Linked DNA regions of Homo sapiens: region 2 is linked to region 1. Evidence: chromatin loops called from intact Hi-C (ENCODE). Cell type or tissue: GM12878. All regions are shown on one strand. Each heading gives the region's core, and the rest is flanking DNA. Links, peaks and the distances in the headings are about the cores only.

What was found. A loop is a pair of places that touch in the nucleus more often than their neighbours do. Peaks named below come from ENCODE experiments on the same cell type or tissue, not always from the same donor. Only the 100,000 strongest peaks of a DNase experiment are listed, where the experiment ranks them.
Region 2: a loop joins it to region 1, with 2.3 times the contacts of the local background. A loop is called at or near these places in 2 of 110 quality-filtered maps.

Annotation. Positions count from the first base shown.
Region 1 is chr5:158,811,964-158,828,335 of GRCh38, reverse strand. It overlaps EBF1 (EBF transcription factor 1), which reads left to right. Exons shown (of 16, transcript NM_024007.5): 8 at 5,019-5,160. Among named protein-coding and RNA genes, the nearest start is that of EBF1, 280 kb to the left of the region's middle. In GM12878, for the core only: no CTCF peak of the experiment used is centred there; DNase peaks (open chromatin) are centred at 6,869, 7,225, 7,865, 8,225 and 1 weaker place; H3K4me3 peaks cover 2,076 bases; H3K27ac peaks cover 3,251 bases.
Region 2 is chr5:158,890,949-158,907,320 of GRCh38, reverse strand. The region is part of intron 6 of EBF1 (EBF transcription factor 1); the gene reads left to right. Among named protein-coding and RNA genes, the nearest start is that of EBF1, 200 kb to the left of the region's middle. In GM12878, for the core only: no CTCF peak of the experiment used is centred there; a DNase peak (open chromatin) is centred at 8,966; H3K4me3 peaks cover 899 bases; H3K27ac peaks cover 2,235 bases.

The DNA.
Region 1 (16,372 bases), core at 4,830-12,829:
ACATTCTAAGGTACTGGAGATCAGGCCTTCAATGCATGAATTTCTGGGGGAGGAACAATTCAGCCCTTAACATGCAGTATGTATCCCCTGGTTACTGGCTTTTTACCCTCAACATAATTCCCTGGGATATCAATAGTTTGTTCCTTTTTATTGCTGAGTATTATTCCATGAAATGCTGCCCAGTGCTTTTCATTTAGTGTACTTCAAGTTAATATTTTTAAAGCTTTGTGATTAGGGGCCCTAAATTAATGCAAAAGTACAACAAGCAAAAAACAGAGAGGTTAGGAAGCATAGAACAGACTAACTTTAACACTGATTTCCTTTTACTGAGTTACCATGTATCAGCACTGAAAACCAAGATTTGGAATTTTTAAATAATCATTCAAAATTAACGTGAGGAAGAGTTTATTTTTTGGAAGGAAATACTTAACTGTCACAATATTCTAAATTTAAATTACAAAAATATATTTATGGTCTAATCTTTGCTCTGATTCTGTGTTTGTTGGAGAAATGCTTAAAGATACAAATTTCAACATGTTGGGTTGCTTTTGTCATAACCCCTTCTTCCCCACAAACTGCTACTTTTGTTAATGTGATCTTCCACTCATGATTGAATTTAGCTGCTTGTGTCTTTTTGAAAATCTGCTCATGAGACAGAGGTTATGCTTCATGAATCTTAGATAATAGAGTTAGGACATACAAGGTCTCCTGCCTGACATGAAGGGAAGAGGGGCTGCCTGAGAAGTGATGGTGAGGAAGTACTCACCAATAACAAAACTCCTGAGAAATCCTCATTGATGGGAAATATTGGGAAAACTAGACTGAACTGATGAGACATCTCATTTACAGACTATTTTCAGAATAGTAAGGTTTCATTTAGTTATAATAAAGCCTCAAATGTAAGAGGCTAAGATACAGATAGGGTCTAGAAAGCGACATTATATAAACCAATGAAAACCGCAATTCATGCAAGGCCTAAATGTGTAATAATGTGTTACTAGCACAAAGGTCTTTAAAATTGTACGTTTGTGTTGAGCAGTGGACATAGAAGAAACACTTTCTGTATCCTTTTATTTAAAATTACAGTGTATGCTGGGTCTTCTTTACGGTCATTAAGATACTTCAGGTTATCAACCCGACACATTCTTTTGAACTTCTTGTTTAACATCACCCACAAATTGACAACTACTACTCTATTACTGCTACTAATGTTTATTGAGTGCTCCATGTGAACCAGGAACCATGCTGGCCACTTTAATTAATTTAAGCCTCACAGTTACCTTATGAGTTAAGTATGGTGGTTATTCCCATTGAGAGTCAGGGACACTGGGACTCAGAGAAGTTAACCTGGCCAAAGTCACATCAACCAGGAAAGCTTGAGAGCCAAGGATGAAATTTTGTGTCTAGTTCTTTCAAATTCTAAATAGAGGGGGATTGGAATAATACCTTTTAGGGATATCTATCCAGAAAAGGATATAACAGAGGAGATTCTGAACCACTGATATGAGCCAAGAAATTGAAAACATCAGTGTAAAATATCCAAAGTCCATGGGTAGCTAGAAACTTCTTTTTTGCCCTTCTCGTTCTCTTATAACGAATACTCTCAACTAGAAAGGAAGGCCCAGATGAAAAGTACCCTGGAACATGCTGAGTGTTAATCAGCATATCTCTAGATTGCCACATTAAGAAGCAAAGCCCCCTAATAGAAATTTCATTCCAAAAATATAGTGATTAAAGCATATATGTATAAATCTAAACCTGTTTACATAGGCTGATATTTATTTCAGGAGATATAACTTGGACATCTTCAAGAATCAAGTGCACAATTTATTTCAAAACCATTCTAGAGCAGTGCCATCCTATAGAACATTCTGCAATGATAAAAAAATTCCCTGTTCACCGTGTCCAATGCAGTAGGCAATAGTCGCCTATGGCTATGAAACGCTCAGTGTGGCTATTGAGGCTCAGAAAGGGAATCTAAAATGTCGTTTAGTTTAAATTTAAATAGCCAGGCATTTGGCTTCTGTATTGGACAGTGCAGTTCTAGAAAGTAAAGGTGTAATTATAACAGATATCGTGAAATTCTAAACATATCTTTTCCTTCGTATTCTCATCATCTGTTTCTCTGGGCAGGGGAGTGGAAAAGGGGAGAAAGAAGGAAAGTGTTGTTGTGTCCAAAGGTAAAATCATTTTTAATGTTTATCTGTCTCAAATTTAGGCTGTGTTTTATTGACAAAATTTAGGAAGGTTGAAGATTTGGCAGGCTTGTCTGTCCCCTTGCCTGTGTGAATGTGTCAGCACCTTATTAATTATGTGGTAAACTGTAAAGGCCCTTTTCCCTCCTACCATGGGCCTATTTTTAAAGGACACTTCAGTACCCCTTTTGCATCTCACAGTGTTTTTTTTTTTTTAATTTACAAGTCGCTCTGTGGATTAATTTTAGCATATGTTTTATTTAAATATATCCTGAATATTTCCAAATTGAAATGGGAGAAATTGTTTTGTGGTAGGGAAGTTGTGCTGTGAGTTTTTGAGGAACGTATTAGCTGCTTATTTTCTAGAAATTAAAAGTATAAAGATTCTCTGTATTATCTTTTTTCCAATTTTGATTGGCATTTCAGCCAAATGATTCTATCACACATGTGGCCCTGGTGGTTCTTCTCTTGCCAAGAAAAGAAAAACATATGGGGTGTAGTTTTTTTTTCCTTAACCGTTTTTGACATTTTTGTTCAATGTAGGATTAGATGACAGTGTCTTTGAAACATACTGAATATTTTAAGCCTTAAGTTTGTAGAGCTTGTGTCTTACAGGTGCATGGTGAATTGTCATTGTTTTTTTTTTTTCCTCCTAAGACAGACATCTAGAATAACCACTTTCTGTATTTCCTGACACTGAAAACAGATATGGTTTGGGATTCCTTTTATAGTTTCTTCAGCTAACGACTCCAGTGACCGCTCAATTGTGGTCTCATAGTAAATCAAAATTTCTTTGAAAGACCCAGCTCTGTTATGTAATTGTAAGTCCTAAGAAGTCGTCTCTCTAAAAAGAAAAGTGAATTTCTGTTGCCTTAAATAATATTGACTTTGCCACTGCATATGATAGTTTTTGAAGGCAAAATAGTAGACCGTTTTCTTCTCTTCTTCTTTCTTTTAAATTAACCTGTAAACATACAAGCTGTGTTTACACATAAGGCTGTGTCAGATCTGGTTGGTCAATCATGAATAAAGAGAAGAACCACTCTGCAAACTTCTGCATCAAACTTACATGTCATCCCCCAAATGATTTGTTCTAGATGGAATTTGGGGTTTCACAGTGGCTAAGGAGAATACTCTGATTCCCTGATTGAACTCTCAACTGTTTCCTATGCATTTTAATTAAGTAGATTTAGAAAACAAAATCAACCTTATGCTACTAGTATGGGTGATGTGTTCATAGCCTGCAATTCGTGGGCATCTTTGAGGCTCTGGGAAAGGAAATTCATCGTATTTTGCCAGGATGCACTTAGGTCAACGAGGAGGACAGTGGAACTTTTAAGTATGGGAAGACTGTGGGGACTGGCGTCCAAGCTGACAATTCACAGGCATAGGCCAGGGCCTGGCGTTTTCCCCTCTGCCCAGCTTAGCTGATGAAAGAGTGTTACACAAGACTCTTCAGAAGTCGATGCCCCCTTCAGCCAACTTGGAGAAAAGGCTTCCTCAGAAACTGAGGCCTCCATCTGTGCCAACCCTTGTAAAGCGGTTCACCTCTTCAGAGGCTAATGCCTCTCAAAACCAAGAACAATTAAAGCGAGAGTCTTTCCAAGCAACTGGGGAATTGAGCAAAATAAATCAGAAATCCTCAGCCTTCGCTCTGGAGGCTCGCCTCATTATGAGAGCAGATCTATTAGCCCTCTTGCCATTGTCTTTCATTTCTCAAGTGAGGTGATTCTAATTAAATTAATCTGCATGTCAATCTATCGGTGATCAATCAAAGAGCCTGAGGTTTCCCCTATGCTGCAGGGTGCTTGCGGCTGACAGGGGCTGATAATGGAGGAAGAAATAAACTGTCGAGCAAAGTTAATTAGTCAACATAATAGGTGGATTAAACGGGAGCGGGCTGATTGCTGTTTCCCATGTCAAAGCATGAGGTGGGAGCTGAAGCTGCAATTACAGACAATTATTATATTTGGTTGTAAGAGGTCGCATGAATAAACATATCTCTGTGGGTTTCAGTTTTAATCCCTTTCCCCATTTAATATAAGGAGAAGCGTAGGTCATTTCTTCTCATTGTTTTAGTCAAAGTTCTCTGAGACAACATCTTTGCCTGTGTCTCTTCTGGCAAACTGGGTTCACAGTCACTTTATGAGATGGTTTCAGTGTCTAAATTATGTCTTGGGCCATTCCCACCAGTTTTTTTTTTAATTTGAAACAGATCTAAGACCCTTAATTAGCAGGAATTTTTTGGGGTGGGGTGATGGTAATAGTAGTGAGGGGGACTTTGGTCTGATGAACCAAACTAATGTGGAAAGAAAAACGTACAAGAAATCTCAAAAAGACATCCAGGAGAGAAAAATGCATCCCTGCTCTTACTGAAATCTTTTTCATTTCTCTATCCTCTTAACCCTGACACAGTGGGGAGAAATATTTTAAAGATTCAAAAGATTTTTATTTGCATGATCAACTGTGATATATGCTTCAGTGTCTAAACTGAAGGGTAATTTAGGTGAAACACAACCACCCTTGTGTAAAAAAATATGCTAATAAAGATCCTCTTGTTAAAATTATGGTTAACAGTGTACCTTCTGCTGTATAACTATAAACTGTGCAATTTTACTTAAAACTGCATCAAAAGCGTTCCATGCCAAAGACCCACTCATCAATAGCTCCTCTTGTTAGACTTGTACAGCATAAGCACCAGTTATTATGTGAAATAGCTATGCAATTTTCTTCAGCTCCCAGCTGTTATTTATTTAACTTGAGTTTATTACCCACCACGCTTTTATATTAAAATGTTCATTCATTTCTTTCTTATGTCTCCAGGTCGTGGTGTCTACGACAGTCAATGTGGATGGCCATGTCCTGGCAGTCTCTGATAACATGTTTGTCCATAATAATTCCAAGCATGGGCGGAGGGCTCGGAGGCTTGACCCCTCGGAAGGTACGCCCTCTTATCTGGAACATGGTAGGCGAATCATTTTCATTGGTTGGCATTGCTACTTTAACTGTGAATATATTTGGTTTCTTTCTTCCACTCCACCACATGTTCTATTCTGTTTCAAATTTCAAAAGTCTTTTTGAATAAGATTGGTCCTCTAGGGTTTTTTCTCTTCAACATATGGTGGCAAATATTTAAAGACAGGAAAATATCTCTGAGGCCCACCTTTCTTGTGGGACCACTCTCTACTCTGGAAATGGCTGATATTGCCTCCTTTCAGGTTGAGAGAAAGAAGGAGGCCTGGACCATTGCTTTATTCTAAGCTCCCACTGGATTACAAAATAAGGAAAGGCCAATCCAAGGGAAAAATAAGGAAAGGCCACACAATTTGGTATCACTAAAATTGTGATATATTTGACATGTTTATAATTGACCATTGAGGTTTTATAATGAACCCATCCTCTTTACCACCCTCCTGGTGTATCTCTGTGACCACCTGTTGAACTTCATTTGGAGATCAGGTTCAATGTCGAGGTTGGAGGTGCTTTCTGAATATGAAGCCCAGACCAAATGTCCCTCCTGTGCCCTGTACCTAACTCTTACCTCTTCACCATGTGATAGAACTTGCTGTCTGTAAGTAGACTTTGGTAGGGAGAAATCCCATTTGTCTTGAGAATTATGGCTAATCAGTGGTGCCTTTGAGAGGACTGAAGGAAACCAGATAAAAATTTGAATCAAGGAAAGTGAATGCCACTCAGAAGAACCATGGGTTGGGTTAGGGGCACGCCTGAATTTTTCAGTGCTGCATGTGTGTGTGTAATATATCCACTCTTCCTCCTCTCCACTCATCCATCCATCCGTTCATCTATCTATCCATCTATCCATCTATCCATCCATCCATCCATCCATCCATCCATCCATCCATCCATCCATCCGTCCATCCGTCCATCCAAGAATGAGTGACTGAGGCTCTGCTGGATACCAGTCACCATATTAGACTTTCTTCAATTGCCTCAAACTCTCAACCCATTTCCCTCACTTCCCTTTCCAGTTTGCTAGGGTCAGCAAGATTCTTTTCAGAACACTACCACACAAATGATCACCTGATTGCCTGCTTTTTTCCATGGGCCAGGAGTTGCCCATAATTTACAAGGTAGAAAACTCCCTTCTCTGCCAGCATCCCAATTTAATAAACACGCCACTCTCATCATTTTTGCCTGGCTTTTTCCCCTGTGCTTATGGAACACACGAACTGTACTTTTTATTAATTAGCCAGATGTAATGCTCTTAGAAGGGATTCTTCACCACATCCAGTTTTACAGTCTTTTTAAAGTAAACCATCATCTTTCAAAAGCTGCTTCTTTATGGTTTCATTAGTGCTGAGATGGATGGATATTACATTTTGCAGGAGGCCATTTCAAACACCTGCTCATGATTACATTCCTAGTTCCATTTCTGTACTTAAAATTATTCTGATCCTCACTTTACAGTAATGTTGTCTTTATAATACCCTTGGAGTCACTTAAGGCATTGTGTGACTAGAGGTGTTTAGGTGAAAGGAGGAAGAAAAAATTAGGGAAATACTCAGTGGGCATGATTTGGAGAGTGCTGCTTAAGGATTGAAGTTATGTTTTTGACTGTGGGTGGTTAGTTGCAATAGGTACTGCCCAGTCTGGTGACAGACTTGACTGTCAGTTTGAAATCTGGGTTCACACTTTCAAAATATGCTCAGGCCACACCCAGCTCCTATTTCTGCTCTTGGGAAGCCAGTGAGAAAGCTCCTGACACCAGGCAAATTATCCCTCCAACAAAAACCAAAAGCAAACATAGAATATAGCCTTCTCTAAAGGATCCCTCTAGGCAATGAGGATCAGTAACGTTATTTTGCAGCATGATAAAGGACTAGGTCTTGAAATAGGTACCAGGAACCCCAAATTCAATTTAGTTTCACTCTGGCCTCTATTTGACCTTGGACAAATCGCTTTAGCTTTTGGGATCCTTGATTTCCTCCTTGTTAAAATGAAGGTGATGATCTGTAGGAGAGTTTAAAAAAAAATCTGTGCTTTGGGTGGGGGCAGGTAATGTAGATAGGGAAGTGGGCTGGGTGGAGGCTGAGAAGACAGGCAAGTACACGCTCTGGTGCCCCTCGGCCCCAGCCAGTTGTTGCTAAGGGGAATGAGAGCCCAAGTGGGGCCAGATGTTCCAGTTTGGCAACAGTGAATTTTTAATTGTTGGTAACTAATTACAAAATTTTTGGACACTGAAGGGAGGAGAGGGGGAAAAAAGCCACTTAGGAAGAATGCAGCCACAGGTCAACAGTTTGAGACCTCTGGATCAACACAGCTCTAAGCTTCCTCCCAGCTCAGATATTCCCTCTTCTAAGAGTGTTAATATTTCAGTTGGGGTGTCATATTATTCTAAGTTTTAAAGTCAGCATTTTATTCACCTGCTTCAGTTTATGAGTCCACAGATGGCCATATTACTATATTTTTCAAAAAATGGTGACATTTCACTGTGTAAGTGGTTGGCCATCCTTGGGGACATAGGTATGTCCTATTTCCTTCAGCAAGGGGCTTTGCCTTCACCGAAGCCTTATTTCACTTCTCTCCAGTGGAAAGAAAGGGTAGACATGTTCAAATTCTTAGTAATGACAATAGCATAGAAATCTGCTTCTCTGCAGAGTGAGTCAACCAACCACACAAAACCACCCACTCATTTAGACACTTCAGGCTGACACATAAATATCTACTCAGCAAAGGATGACTATTGAACTCTTTCATTGGTAATGTGTGGGAGTGGACCTAGATGCTAATTCATGTTGATGTGAGGGTAATACTTTATTTTGCTGTTGAAAAGTCCTATTTCAAAATGCTCTGTTTAAAAGACTTTGAGAATCATACACCCTCATCCCTCTGTGTCTCCGCTCCCACCCCCCACCGCCTTCAAACAGCTACCGCATGGTGAGACGGCAAAGCATGTTCTCCTCTTGTGACCTGTGGGAACCTACGTTCTCCCCCATTCTGGACTTTTTACCATCTAATTTACAGGTAGCCTGAATTATTTTGGGCTATTCTGCAAATCTCTATTTATATCCTGCTTGTCAGACTGTTGGAGGAAGTTTCCTTTTGTGGCTCACCTTTCTGTGTATAAGTAGAGACAGAGATCGTGCTTTACATTCATGCATGGGCTTTCTTATGTGACCCATGGACTCGCAAACCCCTGTGCTCTGATAAATGACCCTGTAATTCAAGTATGAGAGTTGACAAAGGCAAATTTATTTCATAGACTCTTGCATGGTCCAAAGATAGTGAATCCTGGCATGCTATAGATCGTGGAAAATGGTCTTCCCCCGTACTTTCTCTTCATTCATAAATACCAAGATTTTCTTTGGCTGGATATTTATGGGACCATTTAGCCTAGTGAGGTTTCTTCTTTAAGCAATAGCTTTATGGAAGATGTACAGTCGTGGAGACAGGCAGCCTCAAAATGTAACTGCTCTCTCAGTTCCAATTTTTGAAAAAGCATGAGCTCGGGATGAAAGGAGCTGAGTGGCTGCCACAAGGCTATGTTCAGCGCTACCCTGTGTACTTGCCTTGTCTTCCAGTCATTTGGGCAAGTTCATGAAGACTGTGTTCTGGGGAGTCATTGAGGGGCCTGAGGAGTGTTGCTATTGGCATTGTTGTTCCCCTGAGTTCCAGGTTGTGTTTACTTGAATTCAAGGCCAACTGTGGCATCAGTTTCTCTGTTTCTTCCCCCTGTGGCAAAATGCGGTGCCCTCACAACACTGTGGTGCAGAGCCCCTGTCAGCTTGCATGCGCTAACACTTTATTATCTAATGATCTAATATGCAACAAGGCAAAGTGCCCGTGCTCATCATTCTGACATAGAATGCCGGGAGAAGTGACTAAATTACTTTATGTACCATTAGCGCTTGCAGCTATGGTGAACTCACAGGCAGCATTTATGCAAATGCCTGTGAATACACTCTAGTGGCTTTGTCAGGAAACCATCTGACAAGCAGTTTAAATGCTCATTTTTTTAAAGGGGATATATGTATTTTTTTATTTTGGTGTGCATGTGTTTTTCTCCTTTCCTCTCTTCTTTTTCTTTCCCTTCTCCCCTTTTTGGGCTTTTGGAGGACTTGCCTCCTCCATGGTGACTAGAGAAATGTGAGCACGTTCTAGAGCTCACCCACCAGTAGGAGCCATTTCCAGGAGTGGGATTAAGTCCCCAGTAGGGTATTCTTTAGATCTAGTTTTTTTTTTTTTTGTTATTGTTTTGAATATGTGCATCCTTCATATTTATTTGGAAAAAAAAACAATGGAACTATTAGTCAAGAGTTTTTAGAATATAAACATGTTAGTGTTCATGAGCTCTGACCTGGGGTCCTACTTATTTTTTTAGATTGAAGATAGATTCTTTAAAACATACTCAGTTTTTAAAAATGGAAAATGATTGAAATTTAGCTTTTGTGGGCATCAGATACAAATCAATTAAATTTCCCTTCAAAGTTATAATAAAGACTGCAACATAAAACATAAATGTGCCAAGATTTCAAGATAAATAAAAACAATAGTGGAGTTTGGTCACACTCAAAGTATTTTGAAGAATAAATACTGATGATAGACTCACTGGGCCCATCTCCTGGCTGTAATTATAGCTTTGGAGAAATAGAGTCAGGTGTTCACCACCACCAGTGAATTCTGACCTTTTGGTTGCAGTGTCACATTACAACTGTCCCTGACAATATGGTGGTGTTCTTGATCTTTAGCATATGACCTTCTATAATCCTTTTGATCCAGACAGAGGCAGTTTTTGCTTCTGTCAGTTGCCCCTGGGTGTCCAGCACCATTGACTTCCTGTGACCAGCTGCATTTAAATGTGTTTTTCATTTGTTTGGTTTTTTTGTTTGTTTGTTTTCATGTTTTTACGGAAATGTGGAGAAAGATGGTTTGAGCTTGGAGAGACTACCTCAAATTGAGCCTGTCTCTTTTCCCTTCTGTATAATATGGTCCTAACAAGAGGATAGAAGGAGGATCAGGCTCTCTGGCTGAAGTGGCCCTGGGAAGGTCACTTTGCTTCTGTGGGCCTCAGTTTTGTATGTCCAGTGAGAGCCAGGTGGGGTCCTCTCTAGGCTTCCTTTTAGCATGTACTATTTTATGGTGCTCTGAACTAAAGCTATTGGCACATGACTTTCTGCAGGAGGTGACTTTGGAGAAATAGAGCTTCCTGGGAACAGAGAAATCCACTGGCATTTTCTAATAGAACCCTTCCTCTGGATCTCCAGCCAAGGGATAAGGTGTCAATAAGGTGGACTTGAAATCGCTCATTCATACTAAGCAGGCACTACATGCCAGACATTAAGCTAGGTGCAGTAGGATAATGCAGACTCAGTCCTTGTCTTCACAGAATATATGATGTGAATAGAGAGGAGAGGTACTAAGCAAAATTAGAGTGGTGCATCAAAGGGGGACCACAAAAGCAGAGGAGAGTAATGAAGTGTCAGGGAAGCCTTGTTTCAGGAAATCTCATTTATGCCAAAACCGAAGAGATGAGTAGGTTTTTACTAGGTGTCTTAGTCTGTTTTCTGTTGCTTTAACAGACTGGGTAATTTTTGAGGAAAAGGAGTTTATGTCTTACGGTTCTGGAGGCTGGGAAGTCCAAGGGCATGATGCCAGCACTGGTGAGGGCTTCCAGGCTGCATCATCCTATTGTGGAAAGGTGAAAAGGCAAGCAAGTGTGGGTGAAGAGAGCTCACTTTTATAACTAACCCACTCCCACAATAATGGAATTAGTTTGTTCAGGAAGGTAGAGCCCCCATGACCTAATCACTTCTTAAAGGTCCTACCTCGTAATACTGTTGAAACTGCAATTACATTTCAACATGAATTTTAGTAGGGACATTGAACCATTCATCTATTCAAACCATAGCACTAGGCAAAGGGGACAAAAAAAAAAATTGCCAGGTATAGGAAACTGTGTGCAAGGGTTGTTTTGCTTAGGTGAATTCCAGGAACAAAAGGAGACTGAGAGGGCTCCTGTTGCGCCCAGGCAAGGGAGGAGTGGCAGGAGATGAGACTAGGGTGGCTGTGAGGGCTACATCATGCAGGCCAAAGTGGGCTGGTCAGGCCATGGTCTTGGTGGCAATTGCGAAGTGGGGAGGAGGTCAAGCAGGGCTTTGATGAACTCAGTTTCAATTACATGGGCTCCTCAGATCCGGTGAAAGCCCAGGGCAAGTTTGCTCAGACCTACTTATAACTTTGCTCTTCGCTGCTGGACTTTGGAAACTCACCAGGGAGTTGGCTGTGCTTTGGAGCTGTCCCCCTAATTACTCCTTATTGTATCAATAGGGCATGTGTTCTTCATAGAAAGTCAAACATTTTAAGAGTCCTTTCTCCTCTTTTTTTTTCAGATGGCTTCGTATTATTGATTTAGTTTTTCGTAAGTGGCTTAGAAAGAGTGTACCTTTTGGCATCTTTTTAAATTTGTGGAGACCCTCACCTTTTCATGGTCTTTAGAGTAGAGGACTGCTGCATTATTTGACCCATTAAAATGTATATTACCCCACCAAAACTTAGTGAGTGAAAATAAACTAAAACAACAGAGAAAAATATACCCTCCCAAATTTCTCTCTCCCCTCCCACCAGGGGCAATGCCTGAGCCACAGCTCACACTGAGTGAAGTCAGTGAAGGATGGAAGGTCATTTCTTTCACTCTTCCTCATTTTACAGAGACCCAGAGAGGGGATATAATCTGCTCAAGCTTAAACATAGCTTGTTTCTCTCAAAATCCATTCAGCACTCTTTGTACTTGTCCATGTGCATTTCAGGGTTTGCATAGTTTCCTGGTCACTGGATAAACATGCCAGAGGATTTGGGGTCCACCCCAATGCCTATCCATTTCATATTGGCCTAGCCTTGCCTCCAGTCTTTCTGGGATTCCCAGGATGCTGAGAAGAATGTCTGTAAAATAAATCCAGCTTCCTGACAGAAATGTACATTCAAGGGCAGATGATGGATGATGCATAGCTTCCCACATAGCCAACAGCCCTTCTGTGGCTAGTTTTGATGCAGAATCCCAGCCAAGCCCACTAAGGCAAGATCATCTTGGTGAAGGGCCCAGGCTAAGTAGAAAAATATTGGTGTCATCTTTTGTGACTGAGGGTGGCATGTTACAATTTACCAATTGATTTCCCTATTTGAGAAAAGAAGACAGGTGTAAGAGCAAAACATTAGGGCTAAGAATATCCAGCTGTGTCATAAAATAGAGCACTGAGACCCCAGATTTTCAGGTATCAAATCAGGGCTTTTACTTTGTGCAGTTGAGAAGATGCCTTTTGTCTTTCCTTGAAATAGAAAGGATGTGGTAAGTGGTCAAGATAATGCACAACGATGTGAGTGAAGACTGATTTCCAGTGTATTCCCTGAGTAATTCATAAAGCAGGTAACACCGGAAATCCTAACACTGGGGATATGGTAGCCAGCAGGATCTCAGCATCAGACAGACTGAAGGGTTCATGAGCAGGTGATCTATGTTCTGCTCATTTGACCATGGCACCACCAATAGCACTGATAACAAATGAGAAATAGTGCTCAGACTTTTTTGCCATACTTGACAGTAACCAGGCCAGGTAATAATATTTATTACTCTATTATTATTTACTACCACTATTGTTGTTTTTTTAAACTATTAGCATTTATGGATCATTTACTATATATGCCAGCACCATGCTAACTATTTTACTTATCATCTCATCAAGTCTTCCAACAAATCTCATGATATATAATAATTATTATCACCATTTTACAGATGAGAAAACTGAGGTTTAGAAAGAATCAATAACTTACTCAAAGCTGCAGAACTAATTAGAATTGGACCTGGAATTTGACCTTAGGTCTGCCTAATAACAGTGCTAAGAATAATAACAATAAACATTCCCTGAGCCCTACTATGACAGGCACAGAGTGCTATAAGTACCCTGTTGTAAAGAGGAGAAAACCAAGGCTAAAGAGAGGGTCAATAACTAGCCTAAAGTCACACAGCAATTAAGTAGTAGACCCAGGGTTCAAATCCAGGAAGCTTGATGCTGAAGTCTGCACTCTAATCTACTGCTCTGTTACATTACAGTATGAGAAATTCCTTCCATCTCCTATCCTATTGTTCTTATTTTTTTCTTAACACAAGCAAGGCAATTGTGCTGGTATCTTCAACAGACTTTTCAAAAGTTAGCCCAGAGCATATCTTTTTAAAAAATGGGGCACATCATGTATATTTACTTTATAGTTGATTTTCCTTCAGAAACCTGAAGGAAATTTTTCCCATGGCTGGGACACATTCTGCTAGTTGAATTTTAAAAAATGCTGATTTTATTCGATGACTAGTATATTTTCTGTGGGGCTGGCAAGATAATAAGGATGCTGGTAATATTTTATTTATTTGCAAGAATGTCCTAACTCATCTCCCTAGAAATCATTTGTTGACCATATGGGCTCTCTGGCACGTGTACAAGGTGTGGAGGAAGGAGTCCATGAGAAAATGATGAGATGATGAGTTAAACAACCGTTAGGATACTGAAGAGTTTGTAAACCTCATGCTAGAAATAACATGGGAAACCGATTTGGATATAGGGAGGCTAGTTTCTTATATGAATTTCTTGACAAACCTGTAAACTGTGGGAAATTTCCAGTATTTGGTTGGTTGAGCTAATAAATGAGTGAGTCACACCTTACTAATTTTAATAAGCACAAAGTGTGGTGTGTTGTGTGTTGTAGGGGAGATTTGGGGAGGAAAGATTGTTGCTTTCTACTTATATTTTGGCCAGAAATGACAGGACTTTATGTAAAAACTTTTTTTTTAATGAGACAGGGCCTTGCTCTGTTGCCCAGGCTATGAAGTGCAGTGGTGCAATCATAGCTCACTTTAGCCTCAAACTCCTGCACTCAAGCTATCCTCTCACCTCAGCTTCCCAAGTAGCTGGGACTACAGGTGCACTCCATCACATCAGGCTAATTATTTTGATTTTGTAGAGACAGGGTTCCTATGTTGCTCAGGCTGGTCTTCAATGCCCGGGCTTAAGCAATTACATCCCCTTGGTCTCCCAAAGTGCTGGCATTACAGGTATGAGCCAGCCTGGTCAGAACTTTTTTAAGCCTAATTTTTTTTGTCTTATATTTGGTTACAAAAGCATCATAATTCCAATTGCATTGATTTGCCTAATTGATTGTTTCAAACCAAGCTGTCTCTATACTTATCTGTCACAGGAGCTCCCCTCACTTGAGAATTTCAGAGGCTTCAAATGATGTTTATGGGCAAGTGGAAGCTTTGATGTGCTGTTCATAAACCCTTCTTAAGATGAGATATTTAGAAGCAGTGGCCAGGGGTTGATTTTGAAATATTTTTGTTTGACCATTTTCAGTTATATGTGCAGAAATAAATTAAAACCAAGCTCTGCCACTACCTTACTACATGACTTTGAGTATGTACTTTGATTTCTCTGGGCCTCTGTTTCCTCATCAATTAAGGTGGGTCTTGGAAGAGCCCTTCAAGCTCTGATGATTTGTTTTTTGAACCCAGCTAATTCTGTGAGAGGTTCTTTTATGTCTTGAGGGGCTACACACCTGCAGCCTTGGAAAAGTGGCTACCAAAATGCCCAGGTGAAAGGATCCAATTTCCCTCCACCTTGGCCATCTCTGCAGGAGGTTAACAGTTGGTTCTAGGAGGCCTGGAAAAGCCATAGAAATGTGGCATACATAGCCATTGTGCCTTAGGTAGCTCTCACCCTGCATTCTTCTCCCTGGATTTCTTCAGCTGGGAAGGTGTTGTGTACAAGCGGCTTGATAGTTTGCAGTGAGCTTTCAGACCACTATTTCCCATGCAGTAGGTGAGATAATTTTAGAAAATGGAGGATAAACATTTAAACATTTTTAATGGTTGTGTGTTTATGTTAATGCGTAAACAAAACAATAACTCCAACTTCAAAATCATGATCTCACAGCTATTATTGCTTAGGGCAAGACTAAAGTTAAAGAAAAAGTTGATCTAAACAAACATAGCAGCTAAATACTATTAAGTAAATAATAGTGTAAGTGGTACAGGGATAGAGGAAAATCAGGACTGAAGTTTGGGAAATGCTGTTAGAGAGGGCTGTAAGGGTTGGGGGAAGTAATAATTCTTTCAAGTCACCAGGAAACAGTGTAGGACCCTGGGAAACATTCTTTTTTTGAGTCAAATCATTTTTAAAAGAAAGTCCTTTAGGCTCAGTTTACTGTTAGAATAGACTTAAATATCCTAACAGGATTTTAAAAAATAAAACTCCCAAGCTGCTGTTTTTTTATTTTTAAACAAGTAGGGTCTGCATGTCAGAGAGCAGAAATTAGTTTGGAAAGAGGACTTGCATCAGGAGAGAAAATCAGCCAGGGTCCACCCAGGCAGCGCATTATGATAATACATACGGAACCAGCTGGACACTGAGCAAGGCTGACATTGTGTTGTCAAGGGCAGGATCGCCCATCAATTTCTGAGATAGAATTTGAGTTCAGATGACAGAAAGAGCAGCAACTGTGTTGAAACTGATGCATGGGGGAGGGGCAGGCAGGCAGGAACCACCGGGTCTAAAGGCAGGAAGTCCTGGTACCTCCGGAAGGGGGTGGCTCTGTTTTCTCATCTGGCTGCTACCCTTCCTTCTAACCTTAACATCTGTCAGCAAGATCCACCTGGGTCCTTGCATGATTAGAGCCCACTAAAGGGGGAGCTTACTGGTGCTAATTTTAACCCCCAAGAGAATAGAGTGCCTGCTGCTGAAATGGGGGCTAGGTCGACCCAGGAAATGGGACTCCACGTAGCCACCAGTTGTCAACCTAAGAAGCCCATTGTGGGTGTAGTGGCAATTGTTAATAACTTTTGGAAGAATTCTTAACTTTTCAGCTACTCTGTTTAGTTCCTTAACATCTTAATAACACCAGTGATTCCTCTTTAGTTCATTTGCTTATTCATTCAATCATTCATCTATTTAACACTAACACATGTTTATTGACTGACTGCCAATTATATCAGACAATAGGGCTACAGAGGTGATAAGGCAGGGACAGTTGTTAGCATTATGACGTAGACTGTCACATGAGTGTAAGTATTTATGTGCCGATATTAGACAAATAATGGCACACGGAATGATTTAAACTGCAATGATGGTTAAGTGCTATAAGGTACAAATACAGACTCCTAAGAGAGCTTAGAACTGGGG
Region 2 (16,372 bases), core at 4,896-12,895, 79 kb before region 1:
TGTTTTGGTGGCTTTTTAGAGCTAAGAACACCATACTAATGCCACCCTGTGAGTATGTGGTATTGCTGTGCACAATACTTCCCTCCTTGTCACCTTCGCTCCACTGTTTTTCTGTCTGGGTCCCCATTAGAGTGACTGCTGCGTGAAGGCAGAGATGATGTCTGTTTCAGAAACTATCATACTCCCAGTATCTAGCCATAATTACTTTTAGTCTGACCAACTTCCCTGATTTGCCTGGGGACTTTCCTGGTTTTAGAACTGAGTTCCAACCCCAGGATGTCCCCCAGTCCTAGACTATCTGGGCACATAGGTGCTCATCAATATTTTCTGAGTAAATGAACCCCTCTTCGTAAGGAGGTTACAGAGTTATGTGGGACAAAAGTGAACTCAACTTCTATTTGAAATTAGTCAGCATCATATATGTACATCTTATCTCCCTGGTCAACAATAAAGGATGTGAGAGCAGGGACTGTGTCTCCTCCATTTCTTTGAATTTTTCACAGTGCGCTAGTAAACATTTCAAGATAGAATTCAATCAAGAGCTAAATGCAATAGAACCAAAGAGCAAATTGTTCTGTGGTATAAACCCAGACTCTACTCCTTCCTGGCTCTGTGAGGTTGGGCAAGTTACTCAATATCTCTGTCATCTTTTTCCATTATCATCATGTGTAAAATGGGAATAATAATAGTACCTGCCTCACAGAGGTGGTGTCAAAATTCAGTAAGACCAAGTACAGAGCACAGCCTCTGCTTCGTGGTGAGTATGAGACGTGTGTAAGCTATTCCTCCTCCTCCCCTGCACCTGCCTGTTCCTTCTCCACACATAATAAACACTGAGCATGTTCAGGTAAGTGACAGCACCTTTTTGTTGTTACATCTCATTAAACTGAATTTTGAGTTGTTTTTGTATAGAATGGTTTGCCTGGAAAAAGGATGCTTTTTTTGTATGTATGATTGGTTCCGAAATGTCTCATTCATTTTACCTGGAGTCTCTTTGCTTTTTTTTTTTTTTTTTTCTGCATTGCCAGGGTAAGGAAAGACAGGCAGCCTACTTCCAAGCAAGTGATCTGTTATAGGTGGGATAGTGAAACTGTCACTTACAACATTCTTGTAGAGAATGAACACAAGACAACACTCATACTGGCAAAGAGAGAAGCTTTGAGGGGAGGTGTGTGATATATTGAGTCTACCTTTATCCCTCTTTCCCTATCGAACCACCTTCCCCTCATGGTAAAGCTGGGACCTAGGTATATTGGTGGCAACATTTCTCTGCTGCTGACCTCAAAGAGACTAAAAGCATACGTGATTGAAATGAAAAATAAATGAGCAGCTATTTATAAATAACTCCTGTTAACGAAGGCATGTGTTTCATGGAAATAATCTCATACAAATGACTGCTTTATTTTGCTCCCTCCTCCATTCCCTTGTATCCCTCCTGCTACCCACTAAGTGGGGCCAGGGCAAGGCTTTCCTTACAGGTCCCCTATTTTCTTAATTTTTCTGGTGGCAAGCAGCAGAACAGAGTGGTGTCACTGGGTTGCCTTTAGAACTTTAGTCATTAAATCTCCTTTGCCCCAGCTTCGGTGATGCATATTTCAATAATGAGCAAGAAAAAATGGTTTATGGTAGTTTAATAAAAGCAGAAGACAAATGTTGCTCCTGTGCAAAGGAACTGAATTACATACTTCATGAACCAAATTAGTACCAAAACATTTGGCTTTGTTCGAAAGGTAATATGCATTTATGGGCCCATTTTTCAGTAAGATAAATATGACACACGCCAAGATTTCCCTGAAGTAAATACTGTAAATAATAAAAGACTCTGCCAAGGAAAGCTGAGAAATGACTTAATCCTCATCCAGTGCTATCGCAATGCCAAAATGCCACTGTCCAGACTTGAGAACAAACTGCCTCTTTAATAAACTCATCTCATGATCAAGAGAGTGCAAGGCCCTTTAATTTCCCAATAATGGTCAATATTCCTCAATTCCGGCTTAAAAAAAATACATTCACATAGGAGCTAGGGCATTTTATGGCATAAGCAAATTTGATTACCAAGTAACAAAATACATTTTGAGGATGGTTGGGAGTTACACGGCAGCAATGTTTATGTGAATAGGTGCAAATGGGGGAGGTTTTTGCAGAAAGTTAAAGCTATCACTCTTAGCCTAACTCTATAATCCTCATTTCGCTTGAGCTTATTCCAGTTAAAGTTTTCTGCTAGCAAAATGTGCTGAATGTATTTCTTCCCTGGGTGCAGATTTGCCTGTGAGAAGCTGGGATGATAAACAGAATGCTGTGAGATGTGAATAATATGAGAATTCACAGTGCCAGCAAGTGCCTTCTTTAAAGTCATTCAGCTGGCTCTAGAAGATGTTACAACACACTTCTTGTAGTAGGGCACATTGTTGTCTTAATGCTGGAGAATAACAAATTGAAATGCCACCTGAGCAGGCAGTAATATAAATGAACCGAGGAGGTGAGATTTGAGAAATGTATTAGGGAGTGGTGGGGACTGGGGCAGACCGGCGAGCATGTGCCTTGTATAAAGGGGAAGTCACCAATATACCAGGTCCCAGCTTTACCATAAGAGGAAGGCGGTTCTGTAGGGAGAGAGGGGTAAAGGTAGACTCAGTGGGCCTTTAGAAATGGGCCCATAAATGGATATTACCTTTCGAAAAAAGTCAAATTCAGTTCCTTTCTAATTTCGGTTCCCAACTAATAGCTGCTATGCAGGAATGTGGACCTAGTATTGCTGGATGTTTTATTTTCACAAAATGTGGGATATCTTGATGTTTCAGTGAATGCTCCCAATTAGTAAATGCTGACAATAAAACCAGAAAGGCTCTGTATCCCAAATAAAACAAAGGTCATGGGCTTAGAGTTTGTGAATTGTGCTTTGAAGTTTTGGGCTTGCAACACAAGAAAACAAGTAGGCTGTAATGAATGGCATTTAGTCCTGAGGCAGAGGCAAAGGTGGCAGCACACGTGGCTGGGAACTTGCTGTCTGCTGGGATCTGTCCTAAGCTCCAGGTGCATCAACTCATTGGATCTTCAGGTCCCCCTCTCAAGCAGGCACTGTGAGTAGGTACTATTTCTTCTCTGTTTTATAGATGTGGAAATTGAGGCTCCAGAAGGCACAGGCAGAATTTGAACTCAGATTGGCTCTGTGAGCTCTGAGGCACCACTCAAGCATTCCTTCCCCTTGCTTTGGTGGTGTGGCACCACAGGAAGTAATGTGAATTGGAGTCAGGGCCTTGGGTTTGGTTTTGCAGCTCCCCACTCCTTCTTGTCTTTTACCCTGAGCCTCTACTTCTTGCTGGATCAAGTGTTTTGTACCCTCCACCCCCTAGATTACCGGGTCTTTTACTCTGAGCCTCTACTTCTCCTTGTATCAAGTGGACATGATAGTACCTGCCCACTTTACCTCACGGGGTGGGGAAGGATTACCTCAGGAATATAAGCAGAAGAGTGTGGAAAATTGTAAAGTGCTCTGTCAACACAAGGAGAAGGAATATTGCTCATAATTAGAGAATACAGAGAGGTGAGATAGTAAAGCCACTGATTGTCTTTGGATCAAATACAATTAAATAGCAATCCCTTCTTGACTCTTCAACTCAATAAAGTGTCTATTTGTAGAAGTGGCTAAAACTGAATTCACTTTGAAAATTAATCAGCCACCACCAATGGCTGGATTAGCAGACTGCGTTTTTTTTTTAAGTGAAAAAGAACATAGCAGATAAAGAAATCTACCTTCCAAACAGAAGTTAACAGCCTAAGACCTGCCCATTGTCTGCCAGGCTCTTGACAGGAGGACAGAGCATGAGGGCACCCCACTGCTGGTGCCTTCTGTAACCCCTAATCAAGGGACTTCCCTTAGGAGAAGCCAGAGAGAAGAGAGGGGCCATTGCTGACCTGATTTGGAACTATTAATTGAAGTTGGCTGATAAGGGCACGTTCCTGACCCAGACACGGTGAGCATTTGAAGAGAAAAAGAAAAAAAGGGGCATGCAGAAAACATTTATGGAAAATACCCCAAGAATGATGCAGAAAGCTGTTTATGCATGTAGGCAGTGAGTAATCTTCTTATTTATAAATGAATGAGCTGACCCGGGGAAGGGGAGCTTTGTGGATTATAATCACAATCCAATGCGACAGGCTTCTTCGCTGAAGAGCTCTCCCCTCATTGACAGCCAAAGCCTTGCAGAATTTTTCCCCCTTTATACTGGAGTCTCAACCTAATGGCAGTGCTAATTTGTCCTCCAAAGTTTCGTGAACTGAAGGTCTTAGTTATTTTAGTTTACAAGATCTACTTTAAGGAAAATCTTTTGTGCCTGCTAGATGTTGTTCTTAACTTTCCAGCTTTCCCTTCTCCACTTTCCCCAGAGCCGTCCTTTGGCTCTACCCAGCAAAGTCTCTAACCGCACCTGTCAAAGAACCTTTCCTGTCTCTGGGCTTGGATTGGACACCCCCAGTTAGAACCCTTGCCTGCTCTTTTCTATCCACAGCTTTGTGTCCTTGGCCACCATGCTGAAATCTGTTGTCCCCATACGAGAAGCCTTTTGGGCTGGGCTCTGTGGCTCACACCTGTAATCTCAGCACTTTGAGAGGCTGATATGGGAGGATCCCTTGAGACCAGGAGTTTGGACCAGCTTGGGCAACATAGAGAGACCTTGTCTCTAATAATAATAATAATAATGATAATAATAATAATAATAATAATAAAATTATTCAGGTGTGGTGGTGCATGCCTGTAGTCCTAGATACTTGGGAGGCTGAGGCAGGAAGATTGCTTGATCCCTGAGTTCAAGGCTGCAGTGAGCTATGATTGCACCACTGCAACTGCATTGCAGCCTGGGACACAGAGCAAGATCCTATTTCTAGAAGAAAAAAAAAAAAAAGAAAAAGAAGCAGGCTTTTGGGCCTAATCGTACTTTGATCATGCCATGAATCAAGTCAGCTTGTGACTTGGGCATGGAGTTTCATCAATACTCTTGCTCAGTAATTGATAGGTAATTATTTTGAGGGTGGAGTTTTGATTGCATTGTGTGGTTGTGTCTCTACAGCCTCATGGGAGACATTGTTATTAGCTTCCTAAGAATTTCCTCTCCTTCTCGACAGCAGTAAAAAAATACATAAACAAGCACTTCTTACTCTCAGTAGATGGGAAGCAGTATACTGTCAAGTTAGGAGCATCAGAAAACTTCTGTTTTGTTTTTTTGTTTTTTGAGATGGAGTCTTGCTCTGTCGTGCCCAGGCTGGAGTGCAGTGTTGCAATCTTGGCTCACTGCAACCTCCGCCCCCCTGGTTCAAGTGATTCTCCTGCCTCAGCCTCCTGAGTAGCTGAGACTACAGGTGCATGCCACCAAACCCAGCTAATTTTTGTATTTTTAGTAGAGACAGGGTTGTACCATGTTGGTCAGGCTGGTCTCGAACCCCTGGCCTCAAGTGATCCACCTGCCTTGGCTTCCCAAAGTGCTGGTATTACAGGCGTGAGCCACCACACCAGGCCGAAAACTTGGTTTTGAGTCTTCTCTTCACTACTCACTCTCTGTGTAAACCGGGGGAAGTTACTGCATTCTCTATACCTCCCTTTTCATATCTCTAAAAAGGGGGTTAAAAGAATACCTACTTCATATAACTAACATATGCCTAGCATATACCCCAAATATTTCTTGGTAAGCTCTTAATAAATGTTAGCTATAATTATTATTATGGAAAATGCTTGTTGACTAACTGAACTTATCGCCAAATACTTTTGCTGTTGCAAAATAGTGCTCACATAGTGTTGGATGTTGAATGAAGAATGAAAAAAATGATTGAATGAGGGAATGAATGAACCAGAAGGCACAGATATATTCATTCATTTATTGTTGACTACCCATTGAGTGGCAGCTGAGGATGTAGCCAAGAACAAGACAAACACTATCCCTGCTGTCATGGACTTCAAGCCCAGAGAAGGCAGACAAATAATAGGAAAATTAAATAAATAATTAAGGCAATTTTTCAGACAGCAAGCTTTAGCGGTGCTTGGTGAACATGAGGACAATTACAGAGAACTAATGGTATTTATCCTACTGTCAACCCAATGGAGAAAGTAGGTTCAAATGTCTGATAAGATGTATGAGAGAGAGAAAGAATTGTTCTATGTTATTCCAAAGAGCAAGAATAACATCCATGTGGTAGAAGTTAACAAGGAAGATGATTTTAACTCTGGCTAATGAAGATACTTCTGGCTCAATAGTCCAGGAGTAGACTGACTGCCTTGAGGGCAGTGAGTTCATTATCAAAAGAAGAGCATAAACAGAATCTGAGGGACATTCTTGAGTAATATGTAAGGTTGCTTTGGATAATCTCTAAGGTTTTTTGTAGAGTAAAGATTCTAGGATTTGCTGTTCTCCAATTGACTAATGAAGAGATCTCTTAGGCTTTGGGATAAGAGAGACCACGTTTCAAGTCTAATTATTAATACTATCTGCGGGACCTTACTTATTTCCACTTTACTTTCCTCTTCTGTAGAATGGGTAGACTTATTTGGAATGCGGTAAGGATTACATTAACTGAGGCTTGTAAAGTACCTAGTGTAACGCCTGGTGCCCAATAAATGGCAGTTGCTGTTGCAGTTGATATTTTTATGATCATTGTTATTAGCATCAAAATTTGGGAATAGCTGTCTTAGTTCTCTGCTTCAGGGGATCCTCCCTGCTGAGGCAGTGACTAGGGAGCAAGTCAAGGAAGTAGTTAGGGGTCAGTGGGAAACAGGTGGTAGCTGCCTTGTTGAAAAAAACAGAGTTGTACAAATGCTATCAATTTCCGGGCCTCATGCCCATGTCGTTACCAAATCAGAACTGCCTAGAGAGAAAGAGCCCTCCTCCATCTCCGATGACAGTTCTTTTATCATTTTTCCCTCTTCTGAGCTACCTTTAGTGTTAATCAAAATTTGATTTCATTAGGAAGGAAAAAGTAGTAAAAAGTGATAGAGGAGTGGAGACACAGTATAATTTGTTTTGCACCCTCCACTCCCCTCTCCCACCGCCCAGGTCTCCAGGGAGATGGCCTTGAAGATACATTCACATATGCCTCTTGGATCCAGGCATCTTTGTAAAATATAACCCCAGAGGGAAAAACACAAGAACATCTTCTTAGATAAGAACGTGCCAATTCTTCTGGTTCAAAATGTCTTCACGTGAAAAATTTCCTGCAGCGGTAGGAGGAAGCTCACACACAGGACAAGCATGAGACACATCTGGAGGGAGCCCAAGCCGGGAACCCGAGGGCCTGACCATCTGCCAGAGGGCCAGATGCTGCTGCTGGAAGCCTCTTGCCTCCCAGCTTGTCATCTGGGTTCGATGATGCCATCCAAAAGAGGGCCACAGAGTGGGAGGGCGATGAGCAATCCATCTTCTCCCACCCACGGTTCTTAATTGTGTGATGTAGGGGGTGGTAGGAAGAGAAGAGGGTTAAAAAGTTTGCCCACAAAACCGCACCTTTCTCATGGAAATGGCCATCCTAAAACACATGGCTCTGACCACCCAGAACTTTTAGAATATTCCATTCAATATCTCTTCATTTTCCTTCGGTCTAAATAGAATGGATGAAGAGGCTTGGCTGTGTAGTTGTCAGTGGGAGCTGCCATCTTCTGTCAACTTGGGAGTGTATTAAGAGTTTCTAACCAATTGCATTGGTCGTTACATTATAGGATTTCCTATATTGCAAGTGTTCTTCCCGTTAACAGCTTTGGTGTCTGATTTTGGCCAAAGCAGATCATTGGGATTCAGAGGGACATCCTCTTCTTTTTCCATTGCAGAAACAATCAAGAGTCTGTGCACACGGCACTCATAAAAGGAAAATGATCAAAACCACACACACAAAAAGACTATTAAATTCCAGATGAGATTACTGCTTCCTGTGATTCCCACCATTCGGGAATGCCTTTCTGCTTCGTGATTGCCCACTGACAGACTTACACAAGCAAGATGTAAACATAGTAGGATTATCTCTTACACTATCACATATGTTTTATGCTAAATCATTAGACATCTAGGATGGTTTTAGCCATGGCCTGTTTTCAGTGCCAGTGGTGGTATATTTTTGTACTAGTGTACGTGCTTTAACTCACAAGTAATTGCAATATTTTCTAGGCATATGCAAGGCAGAAACTGTTTTATTTTAAAATGGCACCTGTTGGAATAGTTTAATATGTAATTTTCATTTTCACGTAATTATTCAGATACATTATTGAATAACTTACGCATCTTGTATTCAACAATATGGGGAACAGTATACTGTGTGTCTACAGTCTTGGGCTGCTGATAGTTCCTCTGCATTCATTAGAGGAATGACTGGGGCATCTTGGGCTGAAACCTTGTTATCGCTGCTCTTTGTAAGCAGGTTGTGTTGTCACTGTAGGGAGGGAGGGCTGTTTTAAGCTTCGTTCCCACATTTCTTTTTGCAGGGCTGGTAGGACCACCACCTCAGGCAGTCTTTCACTGCCCTGTAACGTGGATCCTTCCTAAATCTTCACTGTTGGATTGTGTGGCAACTTCTGCCTATTAGAGTTGCATCTGCAATAAAAAAGCGAGGTTCCTGAGAGACAAAAAAGATAATCCCCCGCTTAGTGCGTGGATGACAGCCACACTGAGTGCAGTACTACCAGTGGAAAGTCTGAGGTTTTGAAAATAGCAGAAGTGAAGGAAATGAAAATGTGATGTGAATTTATACCCAACAATTGTTTTCTATATTTCTCAGGCTAACAAATGTCCCAGTTAGAAAAACCTCTGGTACTGGGTAGTTTGGAAAAATAAAAGTTGCATTGCAAAAATAAAAAGAAAGATCCCATTCTAAGGTTAGAGCAAATGTTTGAAGGTGGATAGAACTTCCGATTCTGGTTGGTGGTTTATTACATATGCTTCAGGGACTTGGGCACATTTGACTACAATGAGTAATTTCTGAGAAAGGATAGTGAGGGAGAAGAACTTTTCTGTCAGCGTCAGAAATTCTTAAGTCTGATGTCAAATGATTAGTAATGATGTGGAACAGTTGCCAATGCAAATATTGGTAAAAGGAGAGCACCTGGAGATATCAAAAAAGACCAGGGGCTATTCAGACCCAAGATAGATGTCTCTGGTCTTCAGTAGCTAAGTATATATACTATAATAACAGTGCTGCTTTTGATATTTAAAAAAAATGTTTTAAAGACAAAGGGTAAACTTAAAAGTCATGGTTCTTAAATAGCAAGAGATTAGGGTCTTCTGGGGAACAAAACTCCAACAAAAGATTCCCTTTTACACAGTTTTAGAATCAGCAATGATCTTTCAATGGCAAATAGTGATGGCCAGCATTTGTTGAGCCCTCTAGATGCCTCGCCCAGTACCCTTTGTGCATTGTCTCATTTCCTCCTCACAGCAGTCCAGTGGAGGTAGTATTAATATCCCCATTTTCCACTGTCAAAGCTCACACCACTCTTCACTGTTGGAGACAAGACATAATTCTCCATTTCCAAACTAATCATCTTATAAAAGGAAGAAAAAGTGACTTCACCAAAACAGCTGTGGGGGCAGTGGCACAACTTGAACTTGAAGCTAAGTCTTGTGGCTCTTTTTGCCATTGGATGGTGGCTTCTATGAAATTCTGTTGCTTGTGGTTAATTAGTATCATCAACTTGCACAGTTCATTTCTTAGTCACATATGCATGTTAACTGTCCCTTTCAACTAGATGAGAGCAAGAATGATTTTTTTTTTTAACGTTTAAGTTCAGGGCCACATGTGCAGGATGTGCAGGTTTGTTATATAGGTAAACGTGTGTCATGGGGGTTTGTTGTACAGATTATTTCATCATCCAGGTATTAAGCCTAGTACCCATTAGTTATTTTTCCTCATCCTCTCCCTCCTCCAACCCTCCACCCTCTAGAAGGCCCTAGTGTGTGTTGTTTCCCTCTATGTGTCCATGTGTTCTCATCATTTAGCTTCCACTTGTAAGTGAGAACATGCAGTATTTGGTTTTCTGTTTTGTGTTAGTTTGCTAAGGATAATGGCCTCCAGCTCCATCCATGTCCCGCAAAGGACATGATCTCTTTCTTTTTATAGCTGCATAGTATTCCATGGTGTGTATGTACCACATTTTCTTTATCCAGTCTATCACTGATGGGCATTTGGGTTGATTCCATGTCTTTGTTATTGTGAATAGTGCTGCATGAACATACACGTTCATATATGTCTTTATAATAGAATGAGAGCAAGAATGATTTCAGTTGCCCTGCAGTAATACTAAGGGTCTAATAGACCCTTAACAAATATGAACTGGCTGTCAAAATGCCTCTGTGTTCGGTGTGTCTTGGGCTGAAATCAAGGGACCCAAATTCTACCTCCATTACTATTTAGCTATAAGAACTGGGCACATCTCTGAAACTCTGTTTGTGCCACTGGGATAGGATAGGTGGGTGGGCAGGGGTAGGGGCAACCAGTTTTTTTTTCTGATCTTCCAAGGAGAGAAATGAAATATCAAAAGTGGAAATTCTTTGGGTATTTATTTTACAAGAGGTTTTAAAGAGCTATTGGAGTCATTTGGCCTACAGAGACAATTTTAATGGAGTAATGAAAGAAGATGGTGAGATCCTGGAGAATAAAGCAACCACCCACGTGACTTTATCCTATGTGTGTAAATATGCACAACACATATGTACAACATCAGAGAAACAAGAACTTTGAAATCATACAATTTGAGTCCCAGCCTTTGCCACTTAGCTGTGTGGTCTTGAGCAAGTTACTTAAGCTTTGATTTTTTTCATCAGGAAGTTGTGGGTAATAATATTCCCCTAAAACAAGATTAAATTAGAGAATTATGAAAAACAGTCAGCATGTAGTACATTACAGGTCTTCAGAAATGGTAGCGATTACTATTATTGAATGAACCATTTATTGAGTGTTTAATCTTTCAGAAACGTGTATAAAGGAGATACAAGAAAAGAAATGGGCAAAGCTTGTGCCCTCTGGAGATTACAATTTAATAGGTAATAGTTGAGGAAAAAAAACTCAACTTCCCATCAATATAGCAAATCTTATTCAACAGTGGATAATTAAATGGAAATTCTGTGATCCGTTCTCCACATCGAATGGTACCGTATTCCTTGAAAGCTCTTTATCCTCAAGTGATTAAGGAATATTTTATTTTGATTGAAAGTGATTTGAAACTTGCCTTCTGTGAAGGGTTAACAATCCATATTATTATTTCTTTCTTTTATTGACTTTGTAGCTAAAGAACCTTTCCTTGTTCAACCTGACTTTGCCTTTAATTTTTCTCTTCCTTGTTATCTGTTGTATACAGTAATTGGGAATTCCTTTCCTTTCCATCTTTTAACCACTCCTCTTCTTTGCCTCTCTCTTTGTGCTGAATCAAGAATGCATTTCAGGAGAAGAAATGTTTGTATATGTCAATAGTTCCAAAAGTATGATTTGGCTGATCTCAGGAGTTTTATTTTTAGAACTTGGAAGTTGAGTTGCATTTCAGCAGCTGGTTGGAAAACAAGCTTCAGATATGTTTACAGGCTGGGAGCAGTTTCCACTTCTGCCTCAAGGGATCACTGGTTAGGTAGTTCAGGCTACCAGGCTTCAGAATCTCCTTTGGCCAGGTCACTCCTCCTGATCTGAATTGCTTACCATTCTCCTCTCAGGAAGTATTTGGTTTATTGATGGTGTCCCAGTAGAATGATAGCATTGTCTTTAGTCACTGACCTGGGCAGGGCAGATGACTTTCCTTCTTTCTGGCCCAGCCTCTTGTCTGTAGATTATGCATAATATTTGGCATCGATTATTGTGACCATTAAATGAGATAATACATGTAGAATGCTTAGGACGTATAGTAAGTACTCTGTAAATGTCCACTGATATTAGTATTAACTTTATTTTCATCACGATTTTTATTATAGAATAGCCAAACAAATATTATCGTTACAATTTTATTTTGAGACAGGGCCTCGCTATGTTGCCAGGCTGGCTTCAAATTCCTAGGCTCAAGCAATCCATCTGCTGTTGAACCTGGCTAAATGTTATTTTTTTACTGCGTTTTTATTCTTTTTCAAAGTGCTGTACTGAGTACTCTGTGCATAATGAATGCTCAATGAATAGTGCTGGTGTCCAACATTTCCTACCTGGCATCTGACTTATTATTGATGTTCATAGTCCTACAAGGGAAAATGATCATCTGTTCTCCTCAGCTGGTAAATAAATTTGGACAATGGTAAATAAATTTGGACAAGATTCTTATAGACTGAAATTGATTTTGGCATTCATTATAATCTTTGTCCTATTTAATGTTCATATTTATATATTTCACTGATGGGTTGTTACATAATATACAGTATATATAGTATATGTAACATTAACTTTCTAAAATCTAAAGGGTTCTGCATTCTGAAACATACCTGGCTTCTTAAAGGAAACCAGATAAGGGACTGTTGGCTTAGAGATGTGGGCGAATTGATACTTTATAAAGCTTTTCTGTGCACTGGCCCATCTGATTGTTGTAAAAGCCCATTGAAATCAGCAGGGCAAGCATGAGTCCCATTTTACAGATAAGGAAATGGAAACACAGGGACGTTGGATTACCTGTCCAGGTGACACAGTAAATGGCCAAGTTCCTATATTTCTTCTGCCACACTTCCTGCTCTTCTCTGTGATGTTGAAAGAGCAACTAATCTTGCCTGTAAAACAACGAGGAGGTGATATCTGGTTTGAGTTTTGAAGGATGGGTCACTCTACATGCCGCAAGTAATTGGGACCTTTTTAGCATCATGGAAACTAATCTGCCACTTGATGGAACTTAACCCAGGGTAGTTTCAGGAGTATGAGTAAAAAAGGGGGAGAAAAATAAACCTGAAAAGGATAAAGACATATTTAGGCATTAAAAGATTTTACTTTTTATTTATCTGCCTTCTATTTTTTATTTTCTCATGTTTGTGCATAGAGAGGATTTTTAAGAACCAAAGAAAAAAAATTCAATGGCCTCTTCCCTAACTCAAGCTTGAAAAAAGATCCAAAATAGATTTGATTCAAAGAATAATATTGTCCCATTATTAAATTTTGGTATCAGAAATGCATAGAGAAATTTAATGATTATTTCATGATGCAATCAATACTCTGTGGACTCTGCCATGTTTGCTGGGAACTTGGAAGTGACATTTTAAAGGATATGTTAATTTTTTATTTTAGTGACCTTTTTTTCCTTCATTCATTTGCAGGAGTTTTAGTATTTGGGCCAGAACTGCTTAAAACATATTTTAAATAAAGCTTCTCAACCTCACTTCCCTCCTTTTTTAATGATGTAATCTTTGATCATTTTAAATGTTTTAACAGAGCTCTTTAAAGAACACCAAATCTTTGTAAGATTTCTCAGATAACATTGTCCTACACCTGGAACACAAGAACCATTTTGAAACTGTAATTTGGTCCCCGAAGAGCCCTTCAGCCTCTTCCCTGCTTGCTTGCCCTGACTGGACTGTCTAGAAAGAAAGCTGAAGATAAATGGGGCTGGATTTATGCAGAGTAACTTAAAGTCTCCTGCCTCTTCTTGTCTGTCTTGTGGAGAATATACTTGGAAATGTGTTTTAAGTTTGAAGCATCCCTTGAACACCTATTTTGTGATTTTGTTTTCTTCCTTTCTCTTCGTGGAACCTTTATTAGAAGACTGACGAGCCTTGGCCTCAGCAAAGGATTAAGTGAGCAGATTCTTCATGTAATAAATCTAAAGACATATTAAAAGCAAGGAAAAGGGATTTCCCCTGTGTTTTGGGGGGATTTATAAGTGCCAAAGGCTAAACAACTTACAAGAGAAGTAAGATTGCCCCTTTTTCTAACCTGGACATGTTCTAATATTGTGACATAGCGTAGAATTAAGCTGGCTTACTAAGTAGAAACATGTAACATAATTGAAAATGCACAATACAGAGAGGAATTCTCGATACAGCAATGTCCTGTTGTGAAGATTACACTGATTTATAAGGAATGCCTTAACTCCTAATCCCAGCCATGCAAGACTACAGAGTCAAGTTGAGTATTTTATAACCAGGGGAAGAGAAAAAAGGCTTAATAATATATATTCCCAAAATTGAATATAAATTTGGAACTGATGGTTGAGCAAGCCATTCATTTCTCTTAAAACAATGTAACAATGAAAACATTTTTATTACATTTTGACATGTGGATTTTCAAAGAAGTTCAGGCATTCTCTATTTCAGAAATGATGGGTATAGCCAAATCAGAGAGTGAGTAATGGAAATGAATGGTGTGTGAGGGAGAAGGATAAATATTGTGGGACATAAACTGTTTAGAAAAGATCAGCAAAGAAGAAACGTGTCAGGCTAGCAGAAATGAAGCCAAAGGAATAACCTTATGTATAAAGTAAGGGTTAGAAAAAAAATCAAAGTAAAAGGGGCGCTTCGAGTAGGTGCTGAGTGAGCAAAATCATTATGGCTTGAAATTAAAAATAATAAAAAATAAGAATAGAAATTGAGTGCACCACTTCTTTCTTTTTTTGTAAAATGTCTTACCAGGAAAAGTCATATCATGAGGTCTGCTCAGGATGGAGAATTTTAAGAGCTTGTTTATGCATCAAAGATATCATGGGGATTGTACCCATGTCTAAGTTCAAAATATATTTTATGTATATATGTCTTAAACTTATAGCCTAAAGGCAATTTTATACAATATATTAGATAATTTTGTGCATGAAACGAAGTTTTGACTGCGACCCCATCGCATGAGGCCAGGAGTGGAATTTTCCACTTGTGTCATGTTGGCACTTAAGCTCATATTTTGGAGCATTTTGGATTTGAGATCTTTGGTTTTTTTTGTTTCGTCATCCAGGATGGAATGCAGTAGCACAATCTTGGCTCCCTGAAGCCTCCGCCTCCCGGGTTCAAGCAATTCTCCTCCCTCAGCTTCCCGAGTAGCTGGGGTTACAGGTGTGCACCACCACAACCGGCTAGTTTTTGTATTTTTAGTAGAGATGGAGTTTCACCATGTTGGTTAGGCTGGTCTCAAACTCCTGATCTCAAGTGATCCGCCTGCCTCAGCCTCCTAAAGTGATGGGATTACAGGCATAAGCCACTGTGCCTGGCCTCAGATTTTTGGATTAGGGATGCTTAACCTGTATATAACGGTGGAAGAGTAAAATATTGTTGAATAGAATATTAAACTTAGGAAGGACTATAAATATGTGTGTGTATGTGTATGTGTGTGTGTGTGCATATAGGAATAAAATGAAGGGAAATATCTTTGGAAGATAGTATTCCCTGGTATGTTACACAATCACAGCAATTGTGGATGAAATCCATAAAGGCTATGTTGACTGTGCATATAGAACAAGGGGAGCTCTTAGGTGAATGGTAACTCATTGGCAAAAATAAATAAATAAATAAATATTTTTTAAAAATAAAGACAATATTGAGCTTTGCATCATTTGTTTGTCAGTGAGACCAGAAGAATAAAAACTGAAATACCAAAAGAAATTTCTAGTTCATAGGAACTGGAAAACTATAGAGTAAGAGAGAGTTGAACATTCAAAACCTTGCCAAGGAGACTTAACTGAGCCAAGAAATGGCTAAATATTGTGTGTGTCTACAGCACACACATACGTATGCGTAAACATACCTATGTAATTTACAATTTACACACATATATACACATAGACATACACACACACACATATATATGCATATACACTAGCTGGCTCTAAGAAGGAAAATTACCAGAGAAATAAAGATTAGCCCAAAGTTGAGACCTGGGAAAGTGATGGCTCTGGAAATGGCCAGACTTTAGCACTGGGTCTACTTCGAATCCAAAGGAAATAACAGGGGAGAGATGCTGGAGAGATTTATTTTTTGCTTGCAGGGAAGTGGGCATTAGGGGAAAAATACACATATATATCAATAAAAAGGGAAGAGGATTTTGTTACCATAAGAGAAGGATGAGCTTCTTCCTACAGTTACAGGGACACAGTTCCCACTGAAATCAATTTTCGTTGCTCAGAGACCACTGCACTTAGTTTTCTAACTGCAGAAGTTGGCTACATACAGAAATGATGTCTTGAAGCCAAAAGAAGGCAGTGGCAAGAGAGAGACATAGGGTTTTAAAAATGCCAACCTCTCAAATCAGAAAGCATTGTTGTGCTCAAACTAAAACAAACAAACACACACAAAACTAAATTATGTACCGTGGGAAATCGTGAACTTCAATACCTCCTCACTTCAGGATAACCTGTGATTCTTTTGTGGAAGACAGAGTAACATACCAGTTTCACTTGTGGATTAACTTCCTGAGTGGACAGAAAATCTGTCTTATGCTCAACAGTCAAGTTGTTTTATTTATCTTTGATGTT